2 separate regions of the Homo sapiens genome follow, and region 2 is linked to region 1. Evidence: chromatin loops called from intact Hi-C (ENCODE). Cell type or tissue: GM12878. All regions are shown on one strand. Region 1 overlaps B4GALT5 (beta-1,4-galactosyltransferase 5). Region 2 holds the start of LOC124904926 (a long non-coding RNA gene).

What was found. A loop is a pair of places that touch in the nucleus more often than their neighbours do. Peaks named below come from ENCODE experiments on the same cell type or tissue, not always from the same donor. Only the 100,000 strongest peaks of a DNase experiment are listed, where the experiment ranks them.
Region 2: it touches region 1 in a loop (3-fold over the local background); 20 of 110 quality-filtered maps call a loop at or near these places.

Annotation. Positions count from the first base shown.
Region 1 is chr20:49,701,728-49,709,727 of GRCh38, reverse strand. The region is part of intron 1 of B4GALT5 (beta-1,4-galactosyltransferase 5); the gene reads left to right. Among named protein-coding and RNA genes, the nearest start is that of B4GALT5, 8.2 kb to the left of the region's middle. In GM12878, no CTCF peak of the experiment used is centred here; DNase peaks (open chromatin) are centred at 4,177 and 4,755; H3K4me3 peaks cover 4,343 bases; H3K27ac peaks cover 4,970 bases.
Region 2 is chr20:49,627,675-49,635,674 of GRCh38, reverse strand. It overlaps B4GALT5 (beta-1,4-galactosyltransferase 5), which reads left to right. Exons shown (of 9, transcript NM_004776.4): 9 at 1-2,730. LOC124904926 (a long non-coding RNA gene) reads left to right here and starts at 3,479. Exons shown (of 2, transcript XR_007067638.1): 1 at 3,479-3,739; 2 at 4,359-5,891. RefSeq lists enhancers at 3,732-4,414, 4,465-4,784, 5,015-5,064. In GM12878, no CTCF peak of the experiment used is centred here; a DNase peak (open chromatin) is centred at 4,964; H3K4me3 peaks cover 275 bases; H3K27ac peaks cover 2,117 bases.

The sequences.
Region 1 (8,000 bases):
GTGTGATCTCAGCTCACTGCAACCTCTGCCCCCCAGGTTCAAAGGATTCTCCTGCTTCAGCCTCCAGAATAGCTGGGATTATAGGCGCTTGCCACCACTGGCTAATTTTTGTATTTTTAGTAGAGATGGGGTTTTACCATGTTGGCCAGGTTCGTCTCGAACTCCCGACCTCAAGTGATCCACCCACCTCAGTCTCCCAAAGTGCTAGGATTACAGGCGTGAGCCACCGTGCCTGGCCGGGAGTTGTGTTTGTATTGTTAATTTTGGAAGTAGTGTTTTATATCAGCAATTTAAAAGGAGAAGGTTGGGACAGAAAGTGAGAGAGTGAAAGAGAGAAAGTGGTGGATTTGATAAGGAGCAAGGTAATAATGTTGCATAAAAATGTGATGTCCCTTCTCTTCAACCCTCTACCCTCTGGCCTTTATGATTCTCATTTATTTAATCACTTGTTTTATTTGCAATGTTGAAATATCCCTATTCCCTTCAGGGTTCTGCAGAAAACTTTTGAACTTATTTATGACCTGTTAACTTAAAAAAAAATCCGAGAGCTCAGAGTACTTCCGTACTCCAGTCTGATCAGGTCTTTTAAAAGATAACAGAAGCGAGCTATTTATAAATATACATATGAGGTGCTGATTTAAAATCTTAATAAGTTTATGGTACCATCATATGGCAAGGTTGTGTAGAGGTTACTGACCTTAGCAAATTGTCGAAACAGTTATCGGTTTCAAGAGAGGTGCCTGTGCATGGTTAGGGGTAATTGTTTATGCATTGATGACTTTTTTTTTTTTTTTTTGAGATGGAGTCTCGCTCTGTTGCCCAGGCTAGAGTGCAGTGGCGCAATCTCAGCTCACTGCAACCTCCGCCTCCTGGGTTCAAGCAATTCTCCTGCCTCAGCCTCCTGAGTTGCTGGGATTACGGGCACCTGCCACCACACCCGGCTAATTTTTGATGGGGTTTCACCATGTTGGTCAGGCTGGTCTTGAACTCCTGACCTCGTGGTCTGCCCACCTTGGCCTCCCATAGTGCTGGGATTACAGACATGAGCCATTGCGCCTGGCCGATGACATTTTATTAATTGAAATTCTGTTCTACATTTAAACTAATTTTTCTCTTTCCTTGATTACTGAAGAAAAGAGATGGGGAATGATTTTGACATTTTTGGCCTGCTTAGTTCCAAGAGAAATTTGATTTATGGCTGGCTTTTGGAAGGCAGGAGCCAGTAATTCTAATCTTACCTGATTTGATCGAATGACCTTGAGCAAGTGACTTGATTTCAATGATCTGATACTTTCAAAAAATCCCAAAGCCCTTTGAAAAACTAGAACTGCATCTTAGTCAATCTTTTAGAGAATTTTTAAGAAATCATACCTCAATAAAGCTAGTGAGATGCTTTCATATATAGAATGTTGATAATTCATTTACATTCTACATAAACATTGGTCCTAAGATTTTAATTTATTTTTATCTTACTATTTTTTGAGATGAAGTCTCTCGCTCTGTCACCCAGGCTGGAGTGCAGTGGTATGATCTTGGCTCACTGCAACCTCTGCCTCCTGGGTTCAAGTGATCCTCCTGCCTCAGCTTCCCAAGTAGCTGGGATTACAGGCGCCTGCCACCATGCCCAGCTATTTTTTTTTTTTTTTTTGTATTTTTAGTAGAGACGGGGTTTTACCATGTTGGCCAGGCAGGCTGGTCTCAAACTTCTGACCTCAGATGATACGCCCACCAAAGCCTCCCAAAGTGCTGGGATTAGAGGTGTGAGCCACCGTGCCCGGCCATTCCTAAGATTTTAGACAAAAAAAAAAAAAAAAGGCTGGGCAAGGTGGCTCATGCCTTTAATCCCGGCACTCTGGGAAGCCAAGATGGGCGGATTCCTTGTGTCCAGGAGTTCAAGACGATCCTGGGCAACATAGTGAAACCTCGTCTCTACTAAAAATACAAAAAAATTAGTTGGATGTGGTGCCTGCCTGTAATCCCAGCTACTCGGGAGGCTGAGGTCAGAAGATCACCTGAGCCTGGGAGGTCGAGGCTGCAATGAGCCATGATTGAACCACTGCACTCTGTCTGGGTACCCAGAGTGAGACCCTGTCTCCAAACAACGATTTTAGAGAAGATACATGTTTTATATAATCAAATACAACTTTTCCTAATAACCACATGAAAATTTCAGATTTTCCCCATTCAAGTGTAGTCTGAAAATAGCCTTTTTTTTTTCTTGACATGAAAAAGCCCTCTGAATCCCTCAGCACACTCAGTTTCTGAGCTTTCTAGAATGAAATACATATGGGGAAATATGGGTTACTTCACTTCAGAGAATTAAAGAGCCTTATCCCGTGAAGGACACCTTTTTTTTTTGCTCCAAATCCACATGCACTCTTGCGCACATATTTGAGTATAGTGTTGTCCCTTCTTCTTAGGAGGAAGCCGTGTTTGGAGAACAGGTTGATGTTACAAAAGTAAACAGCACCACTTTTGACCAGGACTTTGGTGATGTTTTATGTTCTCTTTGTGGAGTTTTTGCTATATTGGAAGCCAGGTCTTGGGTTTGGAGTTGAAATTTTCTTTAGTAGAAAGAAAGTGGTTGGTTTTGGATAGTCTCAGCCATTCAAACAGTATTAATTACTGTTCCAGGATACCTAGCCGGCAGATGATTCTGTTCCAGCATCAACTCCCCCCGCCCCAGCTGAACAGGCCAGTGGGAGCCTTGTATAATAATCACCAGGAAGGAGGGGCTCTGTGTTGCCATGCCTCTTTAGAGCTCTCTGAGAGAGCAGAAATTCCAAAGCAGCAGAAGGCCAGAATACAATTGACTTCTTGCTTCCCTAAATTTTGCTGCTTTTTAGATCTTGGAAGTATGTTCGGCACATCTAATCACATAAGGCAAAGAAAAACCTTAGCACGTAAGAAGTGAGCAATGTAATGCTGCTGAGGCCTGTCAGAGAAATAGAGAAAAAGGGAGGTTACCACTGGCTAAGACAAACAGATAATCGTAAGCAAGCAGGTTGGGTGTGGGCTGAAGAGAAGAGGCAGGCCTATGTGCACTGTGGGGAAAAGGGCAGTTGTTCTTCACTTTCTAGTAGCCAATAAAGGTATGCTTGCCTTTGCACACGAGTTATGTTTTGTAGAAAATTGTGAGGAAAAATTAATGGGATTTTAAGATCCACTTAAAATCCTGGAGCTACCCAGGTACCCAGCATTTGAGTGTCATGTTATCAGTTATGGGAGATCTTTGAATTCTAAACTTTTGACTACATCTGTCAATTTATAGATGATCATATAAGTCAAGTTGAGTCATTAACTTGCCCAAAGTTGAGAATTATTAAGATATTCCTGAAGCACATACAATGTGGTTGAAAAGAGATCTGGGTTCAGATCAGCTTGGAGTGGGCAGATTCATTTTGTTTTCAAATAGAGGATACTACCTTTCTCAGGCTACTTGTCAGAATTAAGTAGAATATGCACATAAAAGGGCTTAGCACAGAGCTTGACACAAAGGTCCTTATGTTTATGATTTTTTTTTTTTTTTTGAGATGGAGTTTCGCTCTCTTGTTGCCCAGACTGGAGTTCTATGGTGCGATCTTGGCTCACTGCAACCTCCGCCTCCTGGGTTCAAGTGATTCTCAATCTGCTTCACCCTCCTGAGTAGCTGGGATTACAGGCACCTGCAACCATGCCCAGCTAATTTTTTTTTTTTTTTTTGTATTTTTAGTAGAGATGGGGTTTCACCATGTTAGCCAGGCTGGTCTCTAACTCCAGACCTCAGGTGATCCGTCCTCCTTGGCCTTCCAAAGTGCTGGGATTACAGGTGTGAGCCACTGCACCCGGCCTTATGATTCTTATTTATAACCATAGGAGGTGCCCTCTTGGTCTCATGCTCATATTAAACTGAGATTAGGTTTGGGCTCCTGTCTGACTTTACCAATAACTAGGTATGAATTTTTTTTCCTGTTTTCTGTGAACTGAGGAGACTGGACTATTGTGCAGATTCTAGGGTCCCTTTCAGATCTGAAGTTTCATGATTCTGAGCATGTGTGAATTGAACCTTTGAAGTAAAGAAGGAATCATTTTGTCAAGTAAAGACACTGTCTTTTAAAGTTCTGATTTCCCGTTGACTTCATCTCCTCCCCAGACTGCTGCGGTGAGAATGGTGACATGCTTGTGTGTAATCTTCAGACTTTATAGTTTCAGTCTTTGGGGTGAATGGCAAGGTCCCCACTGTGCAGTGCCATTGCTTTCGGACATTAGCCTGGGAACTCCAGACTTCGTGTCTCTACATGGAAATCTGTCTTTGAAATCATTGTCACTAAGGAAGGGAGGGAAAATTGTGCTGTCTTGGTCAAAGGAAAGAAAATCAGAAAGAATTTTTGGAAATATCTTTGGGATGTTAAGACCATTTTTTCCTTTTTTTGGACCATTTTTTTTGTCCTGTGGGCTAATCCTTTTACATTTTGATCTGCTAAGCCAGTCCTTTCCTCTGGCTTCACACTTCAGCTTTTAAGTGTGAAATAGAGCCCCAGACTCATTACCTCAATCCTCTAGGTAGTTGGATGTTAAATGAAAATGAATATTGCATTTGGATTCAGTAATTCTTTTTATATGGTGCCTTTTATACTGAGGAGCATTCCAGCTCCTGCTGGTTGCATGAATTCAGTGTTTTCCCAAGCATGGGAATCACATTAAATAATTTAGAGTGCTGCCCCTTCTCTACTTCCTCTTTTTTTTTTCTCCTTTTGTTAGTTTGAGTAAGCAATTATTAGACCCTGGGTATTGTTCCTCTGCCTTTGCAGGTGACGGAGCTACCCAGGTACTTTGCAGCAATCAGAAGCGAACCTGTTCATTGTTTCTGAGGCACCTTCATTACTGTCATCAATTATGAACAGTTCTCTTAGGTGGTTAGTAGCCTAATTATAAAGATGAAAAATATTGTGGAGTATTGGGTACCGGAAAGAGTAGGTTGTAAGACAGCAATGTTGTGGTTTTTTTTTGTTTTTTTTTGTTTTTTTTTTGAGACAGAGTCTTGCTCTGTCGCCCAGGCTGGAGTGCAGTGGCGGGATCTCGGCTCACTGCAAGCTCCGCCTCCCGGGTTCACGCCATTCTCCTGCCTCAGCCTCCCAAGTAGCTGGGACTACAGGCGCCCGCCACTACGCCCGGCTAATTTTTTGTATTTTTAGTAGAGACGGGGTTTCACCGTTTTAGCCGGGATGGTCTCGATCTCCTGACCTCGTGATCCGCCCACCTCGGCCTCCCAAAGTGCTGGGATTACAGGCGTGAGCCACCGCGCCCGGCCGCAATGTTGTGTTTTTACATGTCAGTGGATCCAGGGTATGCTAGTGAGCACAACTGTATATTATTTTTATTAAAAAGTTGTAGGATATTTAAATATCAGTAAAGAGGTAACTTTTTCCACCCCCTCCCAAGTAGTCCTAAAAGTATGGATAATTGACATTTAAACCTTCTTCTTAATTCTACTGTGTTGAACAATCATAAGCTTGGGAAGATGGAGAGACAGGGTTATTTTTTCCTCACAGAGCTGCTCATTATCCCATTTTAAGTTCTACTTTCAGGAACCAAGCCTAAATTGTATTCCTGATCAGGATGTGTGTATTTGCTGATTGGTAGACTTGGCTGGTGAAGGTCATAAAATAGTGTTTTCCTAAATACTGTGTTGTGTCTTGCTTATGTAATTGAAAAAGGAAAAAAATGTTTTATTCCTGTTCAGAAAAATGACAGAATTGCCAACCTAAGGAAGTCAAACCAGATAGACCAAAAATGATAGTAGACTGACTTTAGGATTCATGATATAGTTATTTTGAATCTGTATTTTTTTTTTTTTCCTGAGATGGAGTCTCACTCAGTTGCCCAGGCTGGAGTGCAGTGGTGCGATCAGGGCTCACTGCAACCCCTGCTTCCTGGGTTCGTGTGATACTGCTGCCTCAGCCTCCTGAGTAGCTGGGATTACAGGCGAGCACCATGACCCCTGGCTATTTTTTTTTTTTTTAGTAGAAATGCGGCTTTGCCGTGTTAGCCAGGCTGGTCTCGAACTCCTGACCTCAGGTGATCCACCTGCCTTGGGCTCCTAAAGTGCTGGGATTACAGGCTTGAGCCACCATGCCCGGCTGAATCTGTATGTTTTAAATAAAAGCATTTAATGCTTTAACTTTTTTAGAAAAGCTCATTTGACCCATATCCTCATAATCTATATAGTCATGAGAGGGAAGTTTTCTGGATTGTAATTTCCTTGTGCCTAGGATGGTGCCCAGCACGTTGTATGTACTTAAATATTTAATGAAATGAAAGAAGAAACTATTGTCTGGGCAGACCAGCCTCTTGGTCGTTGGACTGCATTTACTTTGGGGAAAGGAATTAATTAATCCTGATTTTGAAGTGACTGAATTAATTTTTTCCAAATCTACTTTGTACATTTTTCTTCTTTTGGTGGTAAAATATGAAATTTGCCATGTATCTATTTTAGTAATTTAAGTAATTAAGTGTACAGTTTAGTGGCATAAATTACATTCATAATGTTATGCAGTAATCACTTTTTTTTTTTTTTTTTTTTGAGACGGAGTCTCGCCCAGGCTGGAGTGCAGTGGCGCCATCTGGTCTCACTGCAAGCTCCGCCTCCCGGGTTCGTGCCATTCTCCTGCCTCAGACTGTCGAGTAGCTGGGACTACAGGCACCCACCACCACGCCCGGCTAATTTTTTTGTATTTTTAGTAGAGACGGGGTTTCATCGTGTCAGCCAGGATGGTCTTGATCTCCTGACCTCATGATCCGCCCGCCTCAGCCTCCCAAAGTGCTGACATTACAGGCGTGAGCCACCGCGCCTGGCCAGTAATCACTATTTTTTAGGGTTTTTTTTTGTTTTTTGAGATGGACTCTCGCTCTGTTGCCCATGCTGGAGTGCAGTGGCACTATCACGGCTCACTGCAGCCTCAACCTCTCAGGCTCAAGTAGTTCTCTCACCTCAGCCTCCCAAGCAGCTGAGACCACCAGTGCGTGCCAGCAAGCCCGGCTGATTTTTACATTATTTGTAGAGATGGGATTGCCCTATGTTGCCCAGGCCGGTCTCAAACTCGTGGACTGAAGCCATCCTCCCACCCCCGCCTCCCAGAGTGCTGGGATTACAGGCATGAGCCACCATGCCCGGCCTGTTAGGAGTTCTTTACGGATTCTGAATAATATTAAACCTTTATCAGATACATGATTTACAAATATTTTCTATTCTGTGGGTTGTCTTTTCACTTCTGATAGTGTCCTTTGATGCACAAAAAAGTTTTTAATGAGGCCCAATTTACCTAATTTTTTGTTTATGCTTTTAAAATACACTACTTTGTAAATATTATCACTTACCTTTTGCTCCCTACAGTGTGCCCATTCTTTTTCTGCCCATGAAGGTCTTTATAAGCTACTGATGTGATTTTTGAGAAAGCAGGAGTCATGGTTTTTTTTGTTTGTTTGTTTCTCTTGCTCTAACGTGTTTAAGTTTGAAGCTGTTTTCTTTCTTTATTATTCTCTGTCTTTATTCATTTATTTAGATTCGGATTCGGCAGGCGACACGGGATTTATTTTTTGCCATACAGGAATGAAAAGACATGATGATTTCGAAGATAGGGAAAAGCACATTTTGTTTGGTATTTCCTTTTTTTGTTGTTGTTTTTTGAGGTGGAATCTTACTGTCACCCAGGCTGTAGTGCAATGGCATGATCTCAACTCACTGCAACCTCTGCCTCCTAGGTTCAAGTGATTCTCCTGTCTCCGCCTCCTGAGTAGCTGGGGTTACAGGCGCATGCCACCACCCCCAGCTAATTTTTTTATTTTTGGTAGAGATGGGGTTTCACCATTTTGGTCAGGCTGGTCTTGAACACCTGATCCACCTGTCTTGGCTTCCCAAAGTGCTGGGATTACAGGCATGAGCCACCACGCCTAGCCTGTTTGGTATTTTCTTAGCCCCAAATCTCCATTAATCAGCATCATTTATGTTTTGGTGTTTAGTA
Region 2 (8,000 bases), 74 kb after region 1:
CTTTTTAAAATTTAATTTTCTAGCTGGCTCCAATTCAAATTGAGGATTTATGTATTAGGCCACTTACTTGGTTGGCAAGTGCAGGAACTCAGTTAAAATGCAGTTGAAGAATGTCATCTCCCGAATTGCTGTCACTTTGGCGAGGGAGTGGATATAGGGCATGTCACAAAAGAACAAAATAACCCGACCTTTATTGCTGGGAGCTGGCTTCTGTCCCTTTCTTCCCCCCCCCACGAGTCTTGCCCTTGACTTCTGCTCTGGATTCACTCTTCCCTGTCGGCCGCGCATGTGCTCATCCCACTCTCCGCTAAGCGGGAGGCTGCTGTTAGAGCAGGCTGCTTCCTGCCTAAAGCAGGCCCTTCGGGGCTCGCTGCACACACATCTCTGGCTCTCCAGGCTTCGTGTTCTGTCTTTTCATCAGCATGGCGGGGCGGGGGGCGGGGGGCGGGGGTGTGTATGGGAATCCCTCCCCCTCTTACTTTTTCTCTTGTGGAACTTGGCCACAGTTTCTGAACAATGTGCCTACATTACCAGCTGGCTTCAGTGATTCCTCTGTGTCCCTTTTTGGTTTCTGGAAAGATTCTTTGTCAACATTAGTAACTGATACATAGAACCAAGGAGCACTCAAATAGGGAGCCAGGAGCCAGGGAGCTGGTGACACTTGTGTGCTGTGGGGCAGCTGGGATCCAGGTAAGACCGGATTGAAGCTTTGAAATTAGACTAACAAAGCTCCAGACAGCAAGAGCCCAGGTGCACTGCTCACACCCCCACCTGCATTTTGAAGTCATATTATTTTTTGTTTTGTTTTTTAAGACGGTCTGGCTCTGTCGCCTAAGCTGGAGTGTGGTGGCACGATCACAGCTCACTGCAGCCTCCATCTCCTAGGCTCAAGCCATTTTCCCACCTCAGCCTCCCGAGTAGCTGGGACTACAGGTGCACACCACCACACCTGGCTAATTTTTTGTATTTTTAGTAGAGACAGGGGTTTCTTCCATGTTGCCCAGGCTGGTCTCGAACTCCTGGACTCAAGCAATCCGCCCACCTTGACTTCCCAAAGTGCTGGGATTATGGGCGGGTGTGAGCCATTGCGCCCAGCCTTGAAGTCATGTTCTAAATTGTATTTGAATTTGTGCCTCTTTGTTTTTCCCCAAACCAAAGCCCTCAAATTGTAGTCTCTGTCGGCTTCTGCAGAATTCTGGAAAATGCCAGTTTTCCTCCCCCGCCCTTGTTTTCCATAAAACATATTTATATATTGTGATGAGGAGTACTTTCTGAAGAGTACTTCGTATTTTTTTTTAATTGCCTTGTTTGCCTTCAACTTCCTTGATTTTCATAGTTTACATGGGTGTGTGTAGGGGTGTGTGTGTGTATGTGTGTGGGTTAGGGCTTTTTTCGTTGCATGTGATGGTTCTGTGGACATATGATCCCCACAAACTGTGGGAGTGATTGGCCAGGCCTTGTTTTGTTTGTTTGTTTGTTTGTGTTTTTGTTCTTTTGAAGAATAGAGTGGTATTTAGAAAATAAATTGCATTGCAAAGCTCTTATCGGCTCATATGAGAGAGCAGGTTCCTGCCCTTGAAAATGCCGGTAAGCTATAGCATATGTTTTTTAAGACTTAAGCATTTCATGCTTTAAAATACCTTCACAAGTGAACATTACACACAGAAGTTCATTTGGTTTTCCTTTGTTTTATGGTGCATATAGCAATAAAGACCCCCCTCCACCCTGCAACCCCCATCCCCCACCGGGCCTTTGTCCCTGCCTTGGCTTTTCTCCCCTTCTCATTCTCCTCTCCCCTTTCCTCACTGAAGGCTGTGAGTTGCTTTCAATGTGACAACACTATGATGTCATTTGGAAGGATTTGCCAGGACAGACTGATTCTGAGTCCTGGGTGCCGTATGTGTATGCGGCAGTGTTGTCAGGCGATCTTGTTTGAAGCTCTATGTTGCCATAATTACCATCAAGTACACACTGTTGGCAAAAGGCTAACACCTGACTTTAGAAAATGCTGATTTGAGAACAAAAGGAAAGGTCTTTTTTCACTGCTTAAAGTGGGGTCACTTTGATACCTTTGCGGTCATGTCTGTGTCTGATGAGTGTAGAATCTCTGGATGTGCACTGTCAGTCATGTGTCCACCAGGCCTCGAATATCATATGGGAAATGTCATAGTTAAAAACGTACAGCCAGGCCCGTGTGCTGTTAATAGTGTGAAATTGTCATGTTAAAAAAAAAAACAGGAACCAAATGTGACCTTGTGCATATATTGGTAGCTGAAAATCTTCAAGGCTACTGATGGGTGGCCCCTTAATCTTGTCTTTGATTGCTGTGTGCAGGGAAAGGTGTCCCCGTTTGTTCATGCTGTTTTGGGGGGTGGGGGGGTATTTGCAAGAATACTCATTTTGACATAATAGGTCCTCTTGTCAGAGATCCTCTACCACAGACATTAATAGCTGAGCAGGAGCCACATGGATTGATTGTATCCACTCACCATTGACGATGGCATTGAGCGTAGCTAGCTTATTTCCATCACTACGTGTTTTTGAGCTTGCTCTTACGTTTTAAGAGGTGCCAGGGGTACATTTTTGCACTGAAATCTAAAGATGTTTTAAAAAACACTTTTCACAAAAATAGTCCTTTGTCATTACATTATTTACTCATGTGTTTGTACATTTTTGTATGTTAATTTATGAATGATTTTTTCAGTAAAAAATACATATTCAAGAACCAAACCTTGGTGGTCATTTCTCTTTGTGTAGGACAGTTTGGGTCCTTGGGGGTCTTTCCTTTTTCCTTTCCTTTCCTACAGGAGTTCAACTTAAGGCAGCTCAGCTGAGCTCTGGGTCTTGCTGGGGTAAATACTGCCTGACCCGTGCTGCAGGTGAACGGGCTGAGTAAAAAGCTACGCAGTGTAACAGAAGCAGTCCTCCACTGTGCTGCCCAGGCATGCCCACGCTTGGGTTTTCTTTCAAGAATCACCCAGGTGGTACCAAGAAAGTTGCATAAGACACTTGAGTGAGGGGACTTGGGGGTGAAGGGGGTGGTGAGGGTTGATGGAGTTTGATTCCAGAAGGTTCTCTGGGATCAGTGTAGGGTTTATATGCCAGATTCTGCTCAGAGATTGTCATCATGGCTTCTATGTGTTGAATGTTTGCCACTCACAGTATTAATAGTGTCAGATGCCGGGGACATAATAATAGAGAAAATAAGACAGGATCAGTGGACTCATTAAACTTACGGTCCACTGGGGGGTATGATTAAAATTGTATCCTCAATACCTGGTCCAAAAGGGGAAGCTGCAGGTGACGAGTGCATGGTAGGGTGGGCATTCCAGTTGGGAATGTAGGGAAGGTGGAAGCAAGTGAGCTAGGGGGAGACAAGGAGCGTGTGGCACACAGCTGCAGGGCAGGGAGGAAGCCAGCGTGGCTGGAGTAGAGGGGGCAGGGGGGCGCACAGGGGGAGGAGTTTGCATTTCATCCTTAGAGCAGTGGATTCAAGAGTTTTCAGCAGGCAGGGCTGCGTGATGCGATTCGGATTCCATAGCAACTTTGAGAGATGGCTCTGGTTGCAGGGAGAACGAGCGATGGTACAGAAGCAGAAGAGAAGCAGGGGCGAGTGAGATGGGTGCAGGGACGACGGAGGAGGGGAGACTGGGAGATACTGAGGTCGTGCTCCCAGGACCTGCCAGGGGTGATGGGGATGGAGGACTCCACCTAAGCTGCTGGCTTCCCACTTGCACAGGTAACAGGGCCATTCCCTGAGATGGGGGCACTAGAGTCAGACCAGATTGGCGGGATAGATACGAGATCAGTTGTGACTGCTGAGTTCAGGGAGTTTTGAGACAACCTGGCAGAGACAGCAGGGTGGGGGCTACAGGCAGACTGGGGAGTCTTTGGGTGGAGGAGGTTAGTAAGGACCCAGCAGCGGGTGAGATTGCTGGGGGATTGAGAACAGGAAGCATGGAGTAAGAGAAGGCAGCAGCCTTGGCCCAGCCTCTGAGAACCTGGTTGAGAAAAGGAGGATGAGTGAGCAGGAGGAGGGGTGGGAGGACAAGCAGGCCAAGAGGGAGAGTGGTCAGCCGTGCTGAAGGCAGCAGAGAAGCGATACAAGAGGAAGAGGGAGAAGCAGTGAGTTGGCAGTGGCCAGGTGTTGGAAATGTGGCAGGAGCCGTTTTGCTGACCTGATGGGGTGGAAGGAGGAGATAGCAGCAGAGTGGGTGTCTCTTGGATTTCCTGGGAAGGGGTGGAAAGAGGAGGTCAGGGCCACAGGAAGCGCGGGAAGCTGGGGGTGGGAGGTGAGGTGGGGTTGGGTTTTGGTTTTCCCACAAGAGAAGCTTGAGTGTGTTTCTTCTGAACCACAGGGAATGTCTGAGAGAGCACAGCTGAATACGTACAAGAGACCAGGTGATCTGGTGGGAATGTCCCTGAACTACTGGCAGGAGATGAGATTCAAACCAGAAAAACCAAACAGAAGGAACGAGGAGCTCTGTATAGGCCATCCCATTGGCAGACACACACCCCGTGAAGACTGTTGTTGCTGTGGAGGTCAGAGATCCCTTCCAGCCAGCTGCTGGAATTGGGATTCAGCAGAACTGATTCCTGGCACTACCACGTCCTCCATACTCTCAACATTTTTTTTTTTTAGTTTTCAGGGAAGTCCAGTAATAAAAATAGTTCCTATTTATTGAGTACTTGCTATGTGCCAGGGCCTATGCTAAGTGCATTGCACACCGTGAGTCCTCAACCCTTGAGAGGCGGGCACTGCCCCTTGTTCTGGAGCACGGCTTCTCCACATTGCTCTTGACAAATGGGGGAGCTGTCCTGCTCATTGTCGGGTGTTCAGCAGCACCCCTGGCCTCCTCCCTCTAGGTACAAACCCAAATGGAACAGCTACTCTAGACAAACTGAAGCCACAGCTTGCCTGAGGTCACAAAGCTAGCAGCTGAGCCGGCTGGGGACATTTTTGCCCCAGGGAAGACGCTCTTAACCCCTAGGCTGCTTCTGCTGACCCAACTCTTTTGCATATGTGCTCTAAATAGCTTTTGTTCACAGAGTTGAAAAGTCTATTCTAAAAGTAACGTGAATATGTGCTTGCTGGAAAATAAGTGTTAAACCACTCCTTTAATATTAGCAGTTTGACTGATGTCTACATTTTTTAGTTTTTTTGAGACGGAGTCTCTGTCACCCAGGCTGGAGTACAGTGGCACGATTGTAGCTCACCACAGCCTCAACCTCCTGGGCTCAAGTGATCCTCCCGCCTCAGCCTCCTAAGTAGCTGGGACTACAAGCCCACACCACCACGCTCAGCTAATTTTTATAATTTTTGTATTTCTTGTAGAGATGGGGTTTCACCATGTTGTCCAGATTGGTCTCGAACTCCTGGGCTCCAGCCGTCCTTTTGCCTTGGCCTCCCAAAGTGCTGGGATTCCAGGTGTGAGCCACCATGTCCAGCCATTGGCTGATGTCCAGATCTATACCTGTATACCTATATGCATGCTTAGGAAAACAAAGGCATAGTTTAAAAACCATAAGTTGTCCTGTAATTACTTTTGTTTTGTTTTGTTTTTTCTTAATGTTTCTGGAGACCTCTTTTCCGTGAATGAAGAGCTCCCTCAAATAAAGCCCAGATGTTACCTCCTTGGAGAAGATTTGATGAGCACCCAGTCTGAAATGCCACCTCCCTGTCCCTGTCCCCCCTTACCCTGTTTTATTGATTCACAATATTCTCACTCTGAATCGTACTATATTTTTATTGTTCTTTGTTCATTGGCTGTCAACCCCACTAAAATATAATCCCCATGAAGGCAGAGACTGTTTTGTTTTCTGCTCTATCCCCAGAGCTAAGAACTGGTCTTAGCACATAGTAGTTGCTCAATAAATATTTGTTGCATGAATGACTGAACCTATCTTATTATTTGAATTGTGACACATGGTAATCTCTTGTGTGGATGTATGTAATTTAGCCATTCCCCTCCTAATGGACATGGAGGTAGTTTCCAGTTTTCCACTATCACATTATATGCACCACAGTGAACACAGATGCACATCAATCCATGTGCACATATATGTGTAGGCCAACTTGAGAGAGTCAAGAAATGAAATTGTTGGAGCAAGGGATACACACCCACACCCACACACACACACACACACATATATATGCACACATGCACACACAAATACATACATATATTTATTTGTTTATGATATAAGGTCTCACTCCGTCACCCCAGGCTGGAGTGCAGTGGTGCGATCATGGGTCACTGCAGCCTCAACCTCCCGGGCTCAAGCTATCTTCCCAACTCAGCTTCCTGAGTAGCTGAGACCACAGGCACACACACCACACCTGGCTAATTAGTGTATTTTTTGTAGAGACAGGGTCTTACTATGTTACCCACACTGGTCTCAAATTCCTGGGATCAAGTGATCCACCCGCCTTGTCCTCCCAAAGTGTTGGGATTACAGGCGTCAGCCATCACGCCCCACCTGCACATTTTAAATGTTGAAGGAGCCTACCAAGTTGTCCTACAAAAAGGCAGTATGAATTAATCCTTCTACCATCAGTGAATGATCATGCTATTTATATCTTTAACCCCTGGAATTAAAGGGGATTTTGTGTATGATATGGTCAGGAGGGGCGGTCTATAATTTATTTTTTCCAAATGGATTGCTAATTGTCTCAACAGTATTTATTGAACAATCAATAATTTCCCCATGTCTTACACATTAAATTCTGTAGCAAGATTCTTCCATTTCATTGAGCTATTTGTCTTATTATGCCTTACAGTTTTAATTATGATAGCCCTGTAGTATGTTTTTATAAGACAAGTTTATCTCTACTTTCTATATCCTACCCCAAATTTTGTAAACATTTATAGAAGTGTAATATACATACAGAAAAGTCCATAAATCCAAAGCAAACAGCTCTTTTGTCAGGGTGAACATACTTACACAACCCCATTCTCATCAAAATTTTCAGCCAGGCATAGGCAGGAGGGTCACTTGAGGCCAGGAGTTCAAGACCAGCCTGGGCAACATAGTGAAACCCTGTCTCTACAAAAATTTAAGAAAAAATTAGCCAGGTGCAGTGGTGTGTGCCTGTAGTCCCAGCTACCGACGAGGCTGAGGCTGGAGGATCACTTGAGCCCAGGAGAGTGAGGCTACAGTGAGCCATGATTGCACCATTGCACTCCAGCCTGGGTGACACAGAATGAGACTCTGACTCAAAAAAATTGTTTTTCTTGGCTATGTTTATGTATTTTCTCAATCCGGTGAGATTTATTTTGTCAAGTTATATTTAAAAATCTATTTAAGGGCCAGGCATGGTGGCTCATGCCTGTAATCCCAGTACTTTGGAGGCCAAGGCAGGAGGATCACTTGAAGCCAGGAGTTTGAGACCAGCCTGGGCAACAAAGAGACCCTGTCTCTATATTTTAAAAAATTGCTTTTTAAAATCTAGGATCATGACTGACATTGCACTAAATTAATGATCTGGGAAGACAGCATCTTTAGCATCTTTACAGTATTAAGCTTTACCTCTAGACTTACCAAATTCTTTTGCTGAGGTCAGGCGCTGTGGCTCACGCCTGTAATCCCAGCACTTTGGGCGGATCACCTGAGGTCAGGAGTTTGAGACCAGCCTGGCCAACATGGAGAAACCCCGTCTCTACTAAAAATACACAAAAAAATAGCCAGGCATGGCGGCAGGCGCCTGCAATCCCAGCTACTTGGGAGGCTGAGGCAGGAGAATCACTTGAACCCGGGAGGTGGAGGTTGCAGTGAGCTGAGATAGTGCCATTGCACTCCAGCCTGGGCAACGAGAGCGAGACTCTGTCTAAAAAAAAAAAAATGCTAGTTTCCTCCTAACCTGGTACCCTCGATGCCACAGTACCTTGCAGGTGGGCTGTTCTTAATAAATACAGTCACTGAGTAACAATTCAGATTTACCATCACATGCAAACTAGCTGTAAGGGCAAACGGTTAAGGAGGATTTATGCCGCTTGTGA